2 separate regions of the Homo sapiens genome follow, and region 2 is linked to region 1. A link is a contact called in ENCODE Hi-C or POLR2A ChIA-PET data. All regions are on one chromosome and are shown on one strand. Each heading gives the region's core, a stretch centred on a gene start or an enhancer-like site at or near the end of the contact. The rest is flanking DNA. Distances are from core to core; before and after follow the strand shown. Region 1 holds the start of CETN3 (centrin 3). Region 2 holds the start of MIR4280HG (MIR4280 host gene).

Evidence for each region. A loop is a pair of places that touch in the nucleus more often than their neighbours do. ChIA-PET counts read pairs that join two places held with the same protein, here RNA polymerase II (POLR2A). Pooled maps may share reads with other maps.
Region 2: a pooled map shows a loop between it and region 1 (4-fold over the local background). The contact joins the promoter of MIR4280HG here to the promoter of CETN3 in region 1. A Hi-C loop is called at or near these places in 1 of 168 maps with a recorded cell type or tissue (ascending aorta) and 5 of 50 pooled maps. POLR2A ChIA-PET finds 5 or more read pairs at or near these places in 1 of 52 experiments (activated CD8-positive, alpha-beta T cell).

What each region holds. Positions count from the first base shown.
Region 1 is chr5:90,404,623-90,412,582 of GRCh38, reverse strand. It overlaps CETN3 (centrin 3), which reads left to right and starts at 2,827. Exons shown (of 5, transcript NM_004365.4): 1 at 2,827-2,938; 2 at 4,749-4,884; 3 at 6,784-6,898. The coding sequence starts at 2,922. LOC731157 (a long non-coding RNA gene) reads right to left here and starts at 2,583. Exons shown (of 2, transcript NR_105024.1): 1 at 2,279-2,583; 2 at 1,914-2,083. RefSeq lists an enhancer at 2,858-3,057.
Region 2 is chr5:87,118,707-87,126,666 of GRCh38, reverse strand. It overlaps MIR4280HG (MIR4280 host gene), which reads left to right and starts at 4,472. Exons shown (of 2, transcript NR_186582.1): 1 at 4,472-4,846. It overlaps LOC101929380 (a long non-coding RNA gene), which reads right to left and starts at 6,519. Exons shown (of 4, transcript NR_105018.1): 1 at 6,473-6,519.

The DNA of each region.
Region 1 (7,960 bases), core at 1,578-4,077:
ATTACCATTGTACCAAATACATTTTAGTGTCCCATACAGCAATTTTTGTATTATTATTCTTTTTCACAGTTTAGTAAGTTATTTTTATAGAATTGTTGTTGAGATGGTCTTTGGAATACCTTTGTTCAATTCAAGAAAAATATGAGAATTTTGATTGCATCAAATTTAGGTTTAAAATATAATTAGTGTAACCACCTGTCTTATCTTTAGTAATAGATGATTAGACCCCAAGTTTCAGCAGAGCAGTTTTCCATCTAGAGATTTCTTGCCTCAACCTCCCGTGAAGCAAGAAGTGGTTGTCACTAGTTCTCACTAATTAAATATAATAAAAGTGATGCGTGTAAATTCCCTGTCACTCTCTTAAAAGGACACCCTATTGAAAACCTTTTAAAATCTGTTTGCCCAAATTATTTGCTTATAAAACGCACTCTGAGACCAAAAGCATCTCACAAAATCCTAGTGTTTCAGGAATGAGGTTTGAGAAACACTGGTGTTTAAGTATTCTGCCGATCATATTTAAAAAAGTATTTTCTAAACCCACTTTATATCCTAATAGAAAAGGTGTTACCTATTATTCAGTGCCTTTTTGACACTGAGATGATTTCCTTAACCTAACATTATAATTATTTAACACAGATTTATATTTTGAATTATCTTTGCACTTAACAAAAAAAAACTCAATTTAGTTATAGAGAAATGTTCCTTTAAGACAGTATCAAACTGACTTTGCTAACATCTAGGAATTTTGCACTTAAGTTCACAAATGAACATCAAACATGAGTCAGGCACTGGGGATACAATGGTGAGAAACATGCATAGCCTTCATCATCACTGAGCTTACACTGAGTGACTTTAAATGTTCTTTTAGGATGTGAAAGATTATGGCAGCTTCAAAAATTAAGCTAAGAAGCTCTCCATCATTTTCTATGACTTGAGTTTAAAGCACAAGATTTAGCTCTTATGATTTTTAATCATAAATCTGAGTGGGCTGGAGGCTTTTTATTTGTGAGTACAGAACTTTGGCATCTTTGTTCCAGTCCTGTCTGTAGTTATTGACTTAATTCAGTTTTCCACCTTTTTTGAGTTATGTTTTCCTTGAAAAGTGACTATTTCATTTTCTATTAATATTTATTGGCGGTATAAAATTGTATAAAATATTTTAATAATTTTTAAACCTCCCTTTTATTAAATTACCAACCTTACTAGTGGCACTATTCCTTTTCTTGTTACACTTCCTATAAGTCTTTGAATTTCACTGGTATTGCCAAAAACCAGCTTTATACTAGATTATGAGTACTTTATCAATTTTACCAATTTCCTTTTAAAACACTGTTCTCAAACTTTATCTTTACTAATTTCCTCTTCCTAATTTCAATTATACAATTTGTTCTTCGTTTCTAACATCTTCAAATAAATGCTTGGCCTATTTTTATTCTTTCTTATTTAAAATAATGTTCTCCTATAACTTGGTCTGTATCTTAAAATTTTAACATATAGTTTTTTTCAATATCATTATGTTCTAGTAACTACAATTTCTCTTTCCTTTTAGACTCAAAGGTGATTTATAAAGGTACTTTAAAATTTAAAATACGAACAAAATAAAAGTTCCACTTTTGTTTTTTAGGGGTGCTATCCCTTAGCTAATTTTTAGCTTATTCTATCATACTATCTTTCCTTGTGCAAATTTAGCCCATCCTTCTAGGTCTAACGTTTATGTCACCTCCTTTAAGAAGCATATCTTGTGTTCTCTCCCTTCTCTAAAATTTTATATACATCCCTTAAACATATAATGTTTATATATTCTCCGCCTTCAACTCCCATCCTCAGGCTATTTTATTCACGTTTATGAGATTTGCTGTTTAGCTCAGTATTTTGTGGATTTTCAAAAGATTCCACTCAATTTACCGAGCACCTACGCACCAGACATTTTATTAGGTACAAGGAAAAGCGTTAAATAGATATAATCACGGCCTCCAAGAAATTGAACCTAGTAAGAGACACGAATAAGCAGACATTCAAGTGAGCTTTAGGAGACTTGGTTTGGTAGTGAAGACAGTCTCATGTGTGTTAACAGCTTACAGCACTGAAAAATAAGAGACAGAAGGGAACAAATCCGTTTCAAACAGTTCAAAGGAGGAAAGAGAGGGAAAGGTGGTTTAGATACAGCTAAATCATAAATAGCCTGATAATCTAACCCTGTGATAATCCAAGTACAGCCACAGCACCTGCCTCAGAATCACTTGGAAGGCTTGTGAGGAGTAAAAACGCAGATTCATACCTACTGAAATTAGAATGGAGAAACGGACATTTAAGTCTGCATTTTAAACACATTCCCCAGGTACTGAGGCCATTCCAAGTTTTAGAACAGAGCACAGCCAATTTTCGCAGACCTTGTTCCTCAAGTACTCCCTCCTTCTAGCCGGAGGGTGGCCTGCAGCATGTCCCTTCCCTTCCCACCGCCGAAGCTGTCCATCCAGTTTCTGAATGGCGGCCCACAGACCGCACGGCTTTACGAGAGAGGAACACAGCGCCCACCCGCCAAACAGCCACACAGGGATCGGAGGCCGGACCCGCAAAGGATTCGGGGAAAAACGCATCGAGCCAATCCGAAGGGCGAGAGCGGCCCTAGATTGGGGGGGCGGGGGGGCGTTAGGAGGTGGGCGGGGCACAGAAAAAAAATTTTTTTTTCCTTGATTGACGTAAAACCTACCCAATGAAAATAGAACTGGTAAAGCTTCCGCCCCCTAATAGGCAGAACCATAGCGACATTTCAACCAATCCAGCTCAAAAGTGTCTATGTTGTGGGAGGTCCCTGAGGCCGCTGAGGTCGTTCGTGTCTGTTGAACGGCTGTGGGCGTCTTGCTGCCTTGGGTAGGGGGTTAAAATCGTTCTTGAGAGGAACGTCTCTGTGCGAAGAGATAATGAGTTTAGCTCTGAGGTCGGTAATAAGGAGGCGGCAGTGCTCTCCACACCCCGGAGCGGGGCCCAGGGAGGGTGTGTGTGGAAGGGAGGACGTTTGGGGCCGAGGCGAGGCAGGGGATGTAGTTTGGGACGCGGGAAAGGAGCCTAGGGCAGCCTGCCCGGATCACTCACCCTCTGGGCTCTGATGCCCTGCAGGGAACGAGACCAGTGCATTTCTGCTAAGGAGGTTATTTCTGTCAGCGCGTAGGGCTTTGGACTGCCAGAAGGTTGGGCTTAGTTGCGAGCGAGGTGGGAATGAAATATCGCGAGGCTTCTACTCTTGTTTCTCAGATCAGGTCGCGGACATCCCTTCATTCATCCGTGTGCCTGGTCAGGGCCCCACCTCGGCTGCTCCGCTGCTAATGCAATCACCCACCTATAAATTTTGGAAATAACAAAAACTCTTTCCTCTTCTCCCAGGGCCCTGCTTTACGGTGTAATTGGAGACCCATTTTAGTGACTTTAATTGGCAGTCTGTCTCTTGGATTTCCTAAATTTCTTGCATTTTTTTACCTTTCAGTTCTAACCTCTAACCCTCTGTTGCCCTCTCCCACTATGTAGACGTTGTACCGTAAAACTATCCATACACTTACGACACTCCGAAAATATTCCATGTTCTGCTAAGGGATAATCATGGTACCCTTGGATGGGGTCAGGGGTGGGTCGGTTCTGGACTTGGCCTCCAAAAGTCTCAGGAAGGAAAAGACTGACCCCAGGAATACCCAAGTTTGTGTCAAGTCAGGTCTCATGAAAGGAAGATCTTCCTCAGCTTTGTTATACTGCACCTACTAGTCACTTCCTAGCTTTTTTTTTTTTTTTTTGGAGCTTTCAGAGACCAAAACGACTTTCAAATGCAACTAGATAGGTGTTTTAAGTACAGTCAACTGGTTTGACATGTTAATGTGTTACCGGATTGTGTTTCAAAACTCGTTATTCCAGTGTTGCGGCTCCATTTGAAAATTTGGAGCACATTTAGATGGGCAGCTCTTAAGGAAAACATTTCTGGCTTTAAAATAATTTTTGCTTTTTTTCTTTAAGCGTTTCCAGAGTTTATGAGAAGTTAACCTCCGGTTTACATGTTAAATGAGACAAGACTCATCACATTTTTATATAGAATGAAGCACAAACATTGTATATTGGCATCTAATATTTGTCATATGTTTAGACTCATTAATATTTTCGATGGTTTGTTAATATCAATGGAGGAAATGACACATAAATTGCCAAACTGTTAAAAACGTGTAATCTAAAAACATTTTGAACCAACAGTGCTAAAATACTGTATAAGTTAATTCACTTTTTTTTTGTAATTTTATGAACATAATTATCAGAACTATCAACAGTAAACCGATATATAGTGATTGTCAGTTATGAATTTTGGTTTCATTTGGAGATTTTTTTTAAATTCTTTAACATTCTTGTAGGATAACGTGTTTTTGTTTTTTTGGTTGGAGTTGGTTGGAGTTTCAGACATAAAAGTAGTGTTGCTTATTCACAGTTCTTGTTTCTTCCACAGTAACATTAGTGGGAATAAATAAAAAGCTGGGAAAAAGAAAAGTTTGGTCCTCATTTCTTTTAATAATCTGTAACACTCTTTAGTTTTGCGAAGTTCAGATTTATAGCAATTTAGACTATGGAATAAACAGGTCATTGACTCATAAAGGGAAAGTTTCCCTATCTTTCTCCAAAGTACTTTCTTTTTTGAAATTTAGAAGGTAATTATTGGCTAATTTCTGTTAGTAAAGAGAATTAAAGTGGACTAAGGGCTTTTTCTTTCCATTTCATAGAAGTGAGCTTGTAGTGGACAAAACAAAGAGGAAAAAAAGAAGAGAACTGTCTGAGGAACAGAAACAAGAAATTAAAGATGCTTTTGAACTATTTGATACAGACAAAGATGAAGCAATAGATTATCATGAATTAAAGGTAATGGTATACTTTAAAATATTTGTTTCTGTGTTAAAATGATTTGCATTTTTACAGTTGCTTTACATTACATTTCTAAATAATTATTTTAACTAAATTGGTTTTGGAACTATGAAGGCATTTTAAGCATTCATAGTTAGATGCTGTAATAAAACTGAAGAGAACTCCTAACATAGTTTTTAGAAAATCTTTTTCACATGAGAAAACGAATAGTATTTTAAATGTAAAAATACATTCCCAGGGAAGGTGCTTATTTTTCACTGTCATAATTAAAGGATTTCAAACTGGAATTTATTCTTACCATCTTCTTTTCACTGTTTTTTGTTTTTGTTTTTGTTTCTTGGTGACTCATACTGTTTTCAGACTGTGGGAGTGTTGTCTTTTAATCTTATAATTTGGATTTGTTAGTAACATAGTCTCAATCCACTTTCTCTGGTGCAAACAACTTTAGTGCTGTTTGATGTTGACACATGCTAATAGGTAAAAATGTCAGCTTTAAGACCTAGAATGTCAAAGTGTAGGGAGAGATTTGTAAATTATTATTTGTCAGGGTATAAGGAGAGATTTGGGTTTAGGGTAGAATGGGACTTACTTTCAGCACAGTGGGAAAGATAGTATTTTGAGATTTTTAATGGCCTTAATGGATAGGTGAATGTAAGTGTTTATTTGGTAGTTTTAATTTTTGTAATTTCGTAAGGGATTTTTAAGCATTAGAATTCCAAGTAGGGATAGGAACTATGCAGTGACAGGATAGAATGTATAAAAGCAGTTAATAGGCCTGCTAAGTCTAGCTTTCTCAATCTTGCAGTCCTCTTTGGCTCTCTTTTCCCACTGTTTTTTTTGTTTTTTTTTTTTTTTGGTTACCCAGATTTGATCTTCCTTTATAATGTCTGTTCCATTTGTAACCATTGACTATCTTGGTTTGGGACCTTATTTCATACCTGGAGCTTCCTAAATGATTTCTTACTAGTTCACCTTGTACACTACCACTGAATTTAGATAGTTTAAAAATTCTTTCACCATTGCTCATAAATTGTTCATTGCTCATAAACCATAACTCCTCATTGTATACTACTTAAAGTTCAGATTCCTTTGCTTTCTACTGAATGTTCTCTACACTTTTGCCACCAACTACTTTTTTCATTTGCTAACTGCTTTCTTCCTCCTGAACTCTTCTAATTAAGGTGGAATTCACCTCCTAATTCAGGTGAGCAGTTTACCTCACCTGAACTTTTCTAATTCAGGTGAGGTAAACTGCTCTGTTCATTGTCCTTCGAACCTATTCGTTTCAGTGTTTCTTTTAATACCAGTCATCCTTCCCAAATACCCTACTGCTCCTCTTCATCTATCCTTCAAGGAACAGTTTGAATCTTTCCAAATAAGACTTCTCTAGTCAGTAATATGTCTCCTTCCTTATTATTAGTAACAAAATCTCTTTTTTCTCTAAACTCAGGGTCCTTAGCCCTATCATTTACCTGGTAACTAATCATGGAAAGACTGATGATAATTCTTGTTTTAATGTTTTATCTCTTCTATCATGTAACTGTTTAATATTTATGCCACGCCTTTTTCTCATTTTGATTGTTAATCCCTTCAGAACAAATAACAATCAAATTATCTGTGCAATAAGTTAGTGCATTTTATATAGTAAAATCTGTAAACACTTGTTGGTTACTTTGTCATATAAAAAATGCAATTTATAAATGAAAAAACTTATGCATACTTAATTTCAGTAGTGAAGAACAATTACACTATCACTGCTATTTTAAAGAGGTAAAACATGCAAAAAAGTTATATTTTATTAATGTGTTGTCATCTCTTAAGATGTAAAAACTTAATAATTAGAAATTCTTTTGTAAAGAGTGCTTTATAATTTGCTTTTCCTTTTTAATCCAAAAGGTGGCAATGAGAGCCTTGGGGTTTGATGTAAAAAAAGCTGATGTACTGAAGATTCTTAAAGATTATGACAGAGAAGCCACAGGGAAAATCACCTTTGAAGATTTTAATGAAGTTGGTGTGTATTTTAATAGTCTTTGTAATCAGCAGCTGTTAGGAAATTGTCTGATTAATATCACTTTTTAAATTTTAAATTCTCTAGGTTATGGAATTTTCTTATAGAACACTGGTGTATAATGTGACTCTTACTCAGTTTTGTTTTGTTGGTTTTTTTTTCAAAGAAAAAATATGGCTTTGCTCTGAGATTTATAGTTTTGTCTTTTGTTTTGTTGTGAAGATTCTAACCAAGGAACTATTGTGTAGCTTTTTATAGAAAGATGCTTTTCCAAGTTGTTTGTATTTATATTATGTGATAAAACTTGAAGGGTGATCAAAAAATTATTTTTGCTTAATAAAACAGAAAATTTGATATCCTGCTGTTTGGAAAATGTTTCCCAAGACCTTTCTGGTATGTGATTTTTGTTGGCTAAGTGGGAGAAGAGGGAACTGGTAGTAGTTGGTATCTTTGGCTGTAGATGAAATGCACGACTTCAGGTTGACAAAGTTTATGAGAGGCTACATCCTCTGGATGACCTTGATCTCAGTGGATAAAGTCATCTGTTTAGAGGGTAGTAGTAAAGGAGGCAGTGGGCATACTGGAAGCAGGAGAAAACATCCTAGTACCACCAACTGAAGATAATGTGTCATAGGCTTAATATGGCTAAATTTTTTTATAGTTGATTTTAGTGAATTATTTATAGCATATATAGACCAGGCTTTTTCAAAATAGAAGAGTCCGGAAGGCAAGGATGTTGCTATTATAACTTAAATGTATTGTCTAGAATATTATCTACAAAATATGTAAATATTCAGGTTTATTTCTTTTTTTTTTTTTCTCTAAACCAATGGGTCACGATATAAGCACATCATATAAGTATTTTAAGATATTTTAAAAATTTGGAAACAAATTCTGCTATATACACAAACCCCTTATTTTAAATATTAATCAAGAAGCAATAGGGGAAGCAAAAAGAAATGGCAATTAGTAGACGCAGAGAAAATTTAGATTCATGTCATTAGTCAGTTTTTTAAATCCAAAAGCTCAAGTCATAAGCAGTTGAGATGGAAAATAAATGATGAA
Region 2 (7,960 bases), core at 3,223-5,722, 3.3 Mb after region 1:
CTCCTTCCCTTCTTCCATTCCTTCCAAAAATATTTCATACAACATTTTATTATTATTGTTATTGTTATTTTGAGACAGGGTCTTGCTCTATTGCCCATGCTGGAGTGCAGTGGTGCAATCATGGCTGACTGCAGCCTCAAACTCCTGGGCTTAAGTGGTCCTCCTGCCTCAGCCTCCTGAATAGTTGGGACAGGTGCACACCACCGTGCCCAACTAATTTTTTAATGTTTTGTAGAGACAGGGTCTCATGTTGCCCAGGCTGGTCTTGAACTTCTGGGCTCAAGTAATCCTACTGCCTCAGCCTCCCAAAGTGTTGGGATTACAGACATGAGTCACGGCACCTGGCTGATACAACATATTAAATAACTGCCCTCATCTTCCAGTAGGATTTGCTCTAAGAATTCGGGTGACAGTGACACAAAATAGCATCTTCCAATTTAGAGAAAATTTCTGTTTGCTCTTTTCTAATCGTGGTACTTAGAAAAGTTTCTATAGTTTTGAACCATCAACCTAATTCTATACTTGTTTGACCTTTAATAGGAGCCTAAGGCAAGTACAGAAGTCAGAGTTTGCCTAATATACTCTCCCAGAGGGATTGTCAAGTATATTTCATTTATTGGATTGTGAATTTTTAGAGTGTCCAGATTCACTCTTTACCACAAAATTTAGAGTGTCCAGATTCACTCTTTACCACAAAAATTCAAGAGTAATTATTTTAAACAGAACTGCATTCCCACAATAAGTGCTGATTTGTATTATTTTCCAGTTCATACTTTGAAGTATTAACAGACTGAAAACTGAGCATTTTATTGTTGCCTGCTTTTTTTTGTCTCCATTTGTCAAAGAAATATATGGAATATATCCTGTTAACCAAGCTCAAATGCTTTAAATTTTATTCACTGGCTATTCAAAAAAACAGAGATTTTAAAAATACTTGAATTGTTTGAATAATTTATTGGAAGGCCACTATACCGCCAACACTGAATAACTTAGTTTAAATAGGTATAGCCTCAGGAAATGTCATTACAAATATTTGTCTGAAAGTCAGTTGCCTAGATTAGTTCAATTTTTTATTTTTCCCTTTAGCTTTGCTTTTAATGTTTGCAAATAAATACAGTATTTATTGTTTGTGAAAATATTATTAAAGTAGAATATTTCTCAGATGATGTTTCCTTTTAACCACTTCATTAACTAAACTCTGAATCAATGTGTAATCACTACATTTTTTTCTTTAGATACTTTTTTTCTTTAGTGTCTGAAGAAAGCAGCTGTGGCTTATTCTCACAGCCAGAACTCAGCCATAATAACATGAAAAAATATTATTCAATGTATCATAATAATGGCTAACACTTCTTTAGGTTTTAATTTTTGCTTTCTTAACATATAACTATTTGATTATTATAAATAATATTTGAGTGTTTGAAAATCATTACTCCCTTAAAAAGAAACTTATAAGATACAGAAACTGTAGAAAATATTTCGGTAGAGGATATGGTTAGAAACCATAAGAAAAAAATCAATTAATGCTAAGACATTGTCAACCATGGCCTTGTTTCAATATATGTTTCTTTCCAAGAAAAATAAATTCCATTATATCACCACATCTGTATGTATGTACAAAATTCAATAAAACAAAACTGGTCATGCTCAGGAAAAAGCACGGTTTAGGGAGACATTGTTACAATAATTACTTTTTTCAAAGTTCAGTAAATTTTTAAGAAGCCATCAAATAAACTTCTATTCTCAAATGAGAAGTTGTCACAACTACTCAGTTTGGATCATACTGAAATCGGGGTTTTTTAATGAACGAGGAAGATACAGACAGTATTTTAAAATTTTCTATCCATTATATTTTACATTTTCTTTTGATAAACAAATGCGTGCCCTGATCAAAAGTCTAAATTATTAAAAAAAAGTGATATAATGAAAATAACTTTTTTTCTCCCTTGATTGCTTGTCTCATAGGTTCCTCCCCGGATATAACTGACATTAATTTCAGATGTGTCTTCCAGAAACATTCTATGCATTCACAGTAAAATAAGCCAAATTTAATGATCCATTATGTATAAAAAACCATTTACCTTTACATATCCTTAGATTAATAAATTATACTTAGTTTGACAACTTACTTTTAAACTTAGTATTTCTTAGACATTTGATAACAATAAATTATAATTCTAATTCACTTTAAAAATTACTACAGAGTATTACATTATTTGGATAAATATATTTAGTGTATTCAGTATGTTATTGTCAGAAATCTAGGCTGTTTCCATGCTTTTCAGTGATGAACATTTTCAGCAGTCAGCATTTAAAACTATTTATCTTTGTACCCAGGTGGATGCATATTTATAGGATAAATTCCTAAATAAAGGTTGCTGTTTTTAATTTTTAAAAATATTAATATTGATAGACATTGAGCAAGGTACACTTCATATAGAGTTTTTATTGAATAATATTTTAGGTTGGAAAAGTAATATAAAGTTTTTGTTCACACTCTCAAAAATTTAGTATCTCTTGCACTAATTTGTCACTTAGGCTATGTGGCTTTACATGTGTTTTTTCAAAATAGATTTAAAAGTTCTTGAAGCTGCTCTATTGTCTTCTGTCTTCATATTTCTCATGTTAAGTAATAAGACATGTCTTGGAGCAAGTGCCATTTAAGACTCCTCTAACTGGTAACTTGAAATTTTTGACATTGCTACTTCATTATCTAGTATAAATGAATAATCTCAGTGTTGCTTTAGTGCCCACTTGTTTCTCATATTAGTAAGTTATTGCAAAACTTAGCATTTGAACAGAATTGGAAAATGAATAATATAGTCAAGTTTTCTGTATCACATATGATATTGCTTTTAAATTCTTATTTTATTAACTCTTATTTTTGAAGAATTGTTTTTTGAATAGCTGTGATTCTTTTTAATTTTTATTTTTTCTTGGATATCTAAATCTTTTAATTTTTCTTCTTTAGGATTTATATACTTCCTTTTTAGGTTATGTTATGATCCTTCTCTCCAACTTAAAAACTTAAAACAATCAAATAAAACAACCATATCTTGTCAGAGTTATGCTGTGATTTGTGTACAAGTAGAAGGCCAGGTGGACAAATGACGGGTACTGTAAAATGAATCCAAAGCTACAAATGCAGCTTTGTTTGCAATGACAAATAGCTCTCTAATGCAACTAATTTAAATATGAAGGCTAGGTTATTGCAATAAGCTAAAAACCATTTAAAATCATTTTTAGGAAAAAAAACCCTCTCCTTGGATGTATGTGGGCTGTATTCTTAGACTTTGAAGATCAGGCTTAGGAGTTAATATTATTTAGTGGTGATTGGGACAGAGTGTCATTTTGTGACACTCCAGGACAAGTAGCCTCAGGGTGTCATGAGATTTCATGCTAGCTTGGTAAAATGAAATAATTCTAAATGACACCTCTGAGCTACTCTGAAAAGTTAGCTTTCTAATGAGAACTTAGCTACTGAAGAAGCACTTGGCTGAGTAACAAATCTCTCTACCTTTGCAAAGAATTTCTTTTTTTTACCCCCTGCTGGCATTTAAACTCAACCATTTACATTTAGGAAATCACCAATATATGTAAAAATGAAAAGGAAGGTAGAGAAGCAGCAGAAAAAGTGTGGTTGAAATAATCATTTAGCTATGATGACCATGCCAAATGTAGGTAATATTTAGAAAAAAAATTTGGATGCCATACACACAGAATTGAGGAAATTAGTTTTTGATATAGATATGTCAGAATTGGTTCTGTGATATAGTGGCAGTTTAAAAGTGTTTTCCCAAGAGAGGACTGTCAGATTCTGCTCTAAAACCAATAGAAAATGACTCAGTCTCAATTATACTTTGTATCCTAATTGCAGAGACCTTTAACATAATGACATAATGAACAATTAACACTCAACAAAGTATCAAAACCAACCACAAAAACTGCTCAAGGACTTTCAGAAAACATTCATTCTTTCAATAAATATTCACTGTAGTCCAAGAGATGTAACGAAGAACAAGACTAATAAGATTCTTACTTTTTCAAAATTACATCCTCATTGGGAGACACAGATGAATGAAGTAAGCACACATATTTATCAACTAATTTCAGATAGTGTTAAGTTCTAAGACGAAAATAAAACAGGGTGATGTGATAGAATGTACCTTGTGTGTGGATGTTGCAGAGAGGGTCAGCTTTAGTCAGGGAAGGCATCCTAGATAAGGAGGTATTTGTGCTAAAACCTGAATGATGAGGACTCCACCACGTCAAGATTTGGAGAAAAGGCATTCCATACAGAGAAACAGCAAGTGCAAAGTCCTTGAGATGGGAAAGAGCATGGTATGTTCAAAAAGAAAAAAGAACACCAGCATGGTGACAACAGAAGGGACAGTGTTGCAGAAGATGAGGTCAGAGTGATAGAGAGGAGACAGATTGGACTTTTGTTCTAAGTACAACAGGAAGCGATTTCAGCATTATAAGGAGAGAAAGGAAAGAATATGCATGATTCAAAATGATCACATTTTCATCTGGATGAAGATTAAATTGCAGAGGGGCAAACTTAGAAGAGGAGAGACAAGTTAGAGGTTTTTGTGGTAGTGCAGGTGTTTGACAATGGTGGTGAGATTAGCATGGTAGTACTGGAAATAGTAATTAGATTCTGGATACACTCTGGGAGTAGGGTCTACATATTGAGGGTTTGGATATAGAGAACAAGGGGAAGAGAGGAATCAAGCATCTCCCCTAGGATTTTGCCTTGAGCTGCTCGTGAAGTGGAAATGCATTTACTGAGAGAAGACTGGGGGAGAACAATTTATAAGGGAGGAAATTAGAAGTTCTACTCCAGGTATGTTAAGTTTAAAATGCCTATTACTTGTCTAAGCGGATCTTGACTACAAAACTGTCTGTAGTCTCAGCAAACGAGTTCTGTGGGCAATCAGCATTATTCTCTTTTTCTTGCCTTCCTGCATATTCGTAGCTTGAGGGAAAAATAGAAAAAAAAAATTCACTTGTTTATTCATTCAACAAATATTTATTAAACCATCTATTCCATAAACATTTATGCTAGGCACTGTTCTAGCAAATGTGGATAGGGGAATAAACAAGTTCTATTTTGTATCAAACTTTTTTTCCTTTTCAGGTTTAGTTTCAAGAGTGTGGGTGAAAAATGGATGACTCATTTCCGTTCTTTACTAGCTGGTCCAAGGCTGGCAGTTTGGTCTCTGTTGCCTCACTCTTCTCTGGTATGCAGTAGAAACATTCAGAAATAGACTTAGTAGCCTGGATATACAATGTCACCTGCCAAAGTCCTTCAATACCATAGTAATGAATAAAAAATGAATGGTACTAATTGATATATATTTCCTCCCATTTATTCATCCTATGTTTTTGTTTTTCTATTGTGTATTATTTTTTAAAGTACCAGAATAAACTAATGTCTTTGAGTTTGTGATGACTAATAGAAACAGTTGGATATAGAAATAATTCAGTTTAAGTCAGCCAAAGAAACACCAAAATGTTTCTGAGTAATTGGTTATTGCAGCCTTCTTAGTATTTCATTAGGGATAAATTGAGGTTTCTGAATCTAAGAAATTACCTGGTGCTTTTCAATACTGATATGATAGATTTTGATACCACTTGCTTAATATAGGAACATTTCCTGTTTTTCTTCTAGAGAACTCTGAATTAAAGAGAGAAGCAGAGATGAAAATAACTTCTCATTTGTGCTTTGAAATATTTCTTGTCCTAATTAAAATTCAGGCAAGCCAAATTTGATACCATAACATAGAGTCAGCCTGACCACTCAGCTTCCCTTAATATTCTGCATCCCCTCACCCTTCTTTAAAACTGGTTCCTCCAGTTTGTATCTGAATGATGCTATCATCACAGTGAGTTGTGCCAAACTCAGATTACTGTATGCTATAGTCATCGTCTGGTTTCCTGTCTAGTGAAGAAGCATTTCATGGTGGTTAATAGCACTGGCTTTAGTCAATTAGGCTAGGATTTGAATTCTGGCACTGCTGTTCATTGGCTGGATGACCTAGGGCAAGACACTTACTCTTTGTATCTCGATTTCCTCATCTGTGTTGATGTGTGAGACTTAAATGAGCTAATGCAGGTAAAGTCCCAAGCACAAGGCCTATCACCAGGTAGGCATTTGTTCATATGCTTAAAACCTATTTGAGTGTCAGGCACTGTTCTGAGCTCTGGGATAAAGCAAGCACAAATTAGACAAACTTCCTGCCTTCATGGTCTTTTTATTTTGGCATTCCATAACCTCAATTCCCTTTCTTATTTTCTTTCTTTCCTGGATGGCTCTGAGCAAAATAGTCATGTAGCAAAAAATGGGCACTTTATCATATTCTTACTCTTGTGTGTGACACAGCTAGTGTATTAGTCCATTTTCATGGTGCTGATAAAGACATACCAGATACTGGGCAATTTACAAAAGAAAGAGGTTTAATGGACTTACATTTCCACATGGCTGGGGAGGCCTCACAATCATGGTGGAAGGCAAGGAGCAAGTCACATCTTAGGTGGATGGCGGCAGGAAAAGAGAGAGAGGACTTGTGCTCTCTCTCCCGTTTTTAAAACTGTCAGATCTCGTGAGACTTACGAGAACAGCAAGGGAAGACCCACCCCATGATTCAGTTATCTCCTACTGGGTCCTTCCCACAACACGTGGGAATTATGGGAGCTACAAGATGAAATTTGGGTGGGGACGTAGAGCCAAACCATATAAGCTAGTGTCCGTGTTGCCCACCCTTGCCCACCAAGCTCCACCCATGCTCCACTTCCCCACCTAGGATGTCTTTCCCAGCAGTGCCTCCCAAGTGGGGCTTCTATGCACAACTTGGTGCCCTGCCCTATCCACACTCACCTGCATACTTTGTATCTTAGTCCCTGCCTTCTCAGTCATGTAAGTCAACTGATACTGAGTTTCTAGTAACTAGTATAGACCAAATATATACCCCTATTGAGAGCTTTGCTTAGTTCCCTAGAAATGAATCTCTAGAAATAGAAGATTGTAATTTGTGGAATATTTGAGAGAGGAGAGGGCTTCAGAGAAGCTGCTGTGTCTGACTGTGATCACTGTGTCGTTTGTTTATTGAACATAGGCTGTAAAACGACTTTCTTCTCTTCCCCATGCTTTTCCATGTTCCTCGCTCTCTCTCTTTTTTCTCTCCTATTTCTCACTTTCCCACGCTTGTGTCACTCACATTACATAAAATATAATATATAGTGAAGCCAACTTAAATACCACATCCTCCTTGAAACCACTCCTTCCCTTTCCACTTGAAAGAAATCTCCGTCCTCTGTACCTCTCTGGCCAGTCTTTCTAGTGTTGTCCACTTACTGGTTATCTTTCCCTCATTTCTCTGCATTCACAAACTTCATTCGAGATAAAACCCAAGTGGGAAGCTGGGAACTGAAGCCAGGTCAGGGCCTTTCAGAGGTCCAGCAAAACTTGGATCTCCCTCCGCTTTCCTCTTCTCCCTTCTCTCCTTTCTTTTCTGGAACACTATTTTTTTTTTTTTAAGCCCAAACCAGGTGTTAATATTATAACATAAGAAAGAGTACTTTTCGAGGTGGGTGGATCACGAGGTCAGGAGATAGAGAACATCCTGGCTAACATGGTGAAACCCCCTCTTTACTAAATATACAAAAAATTAGCTGGGCGCGGTGGCGGTCGCCTGTAGTCCCAGCTACTGGGGAGGCTGAGGCAGGAGAATGGCGTGAACCCGGGAGGCGGAGCTTGCCGTGAGCCGAGATTGCGTCACTGCACTCCAGCCTGGGCGACAGAGCGAGACTCCGTCTCAAAAAAAAACAAAAAACAAAAAACAAAAACGAGTACTTTTAATACAGTAGTAACCTCTTAATATAGTGGGAACCTGCAGGGGATATGTTCTAAGACTCCCAGTGGATGCCTGAAATCAAAGATAGTACAAAGCCCAATATA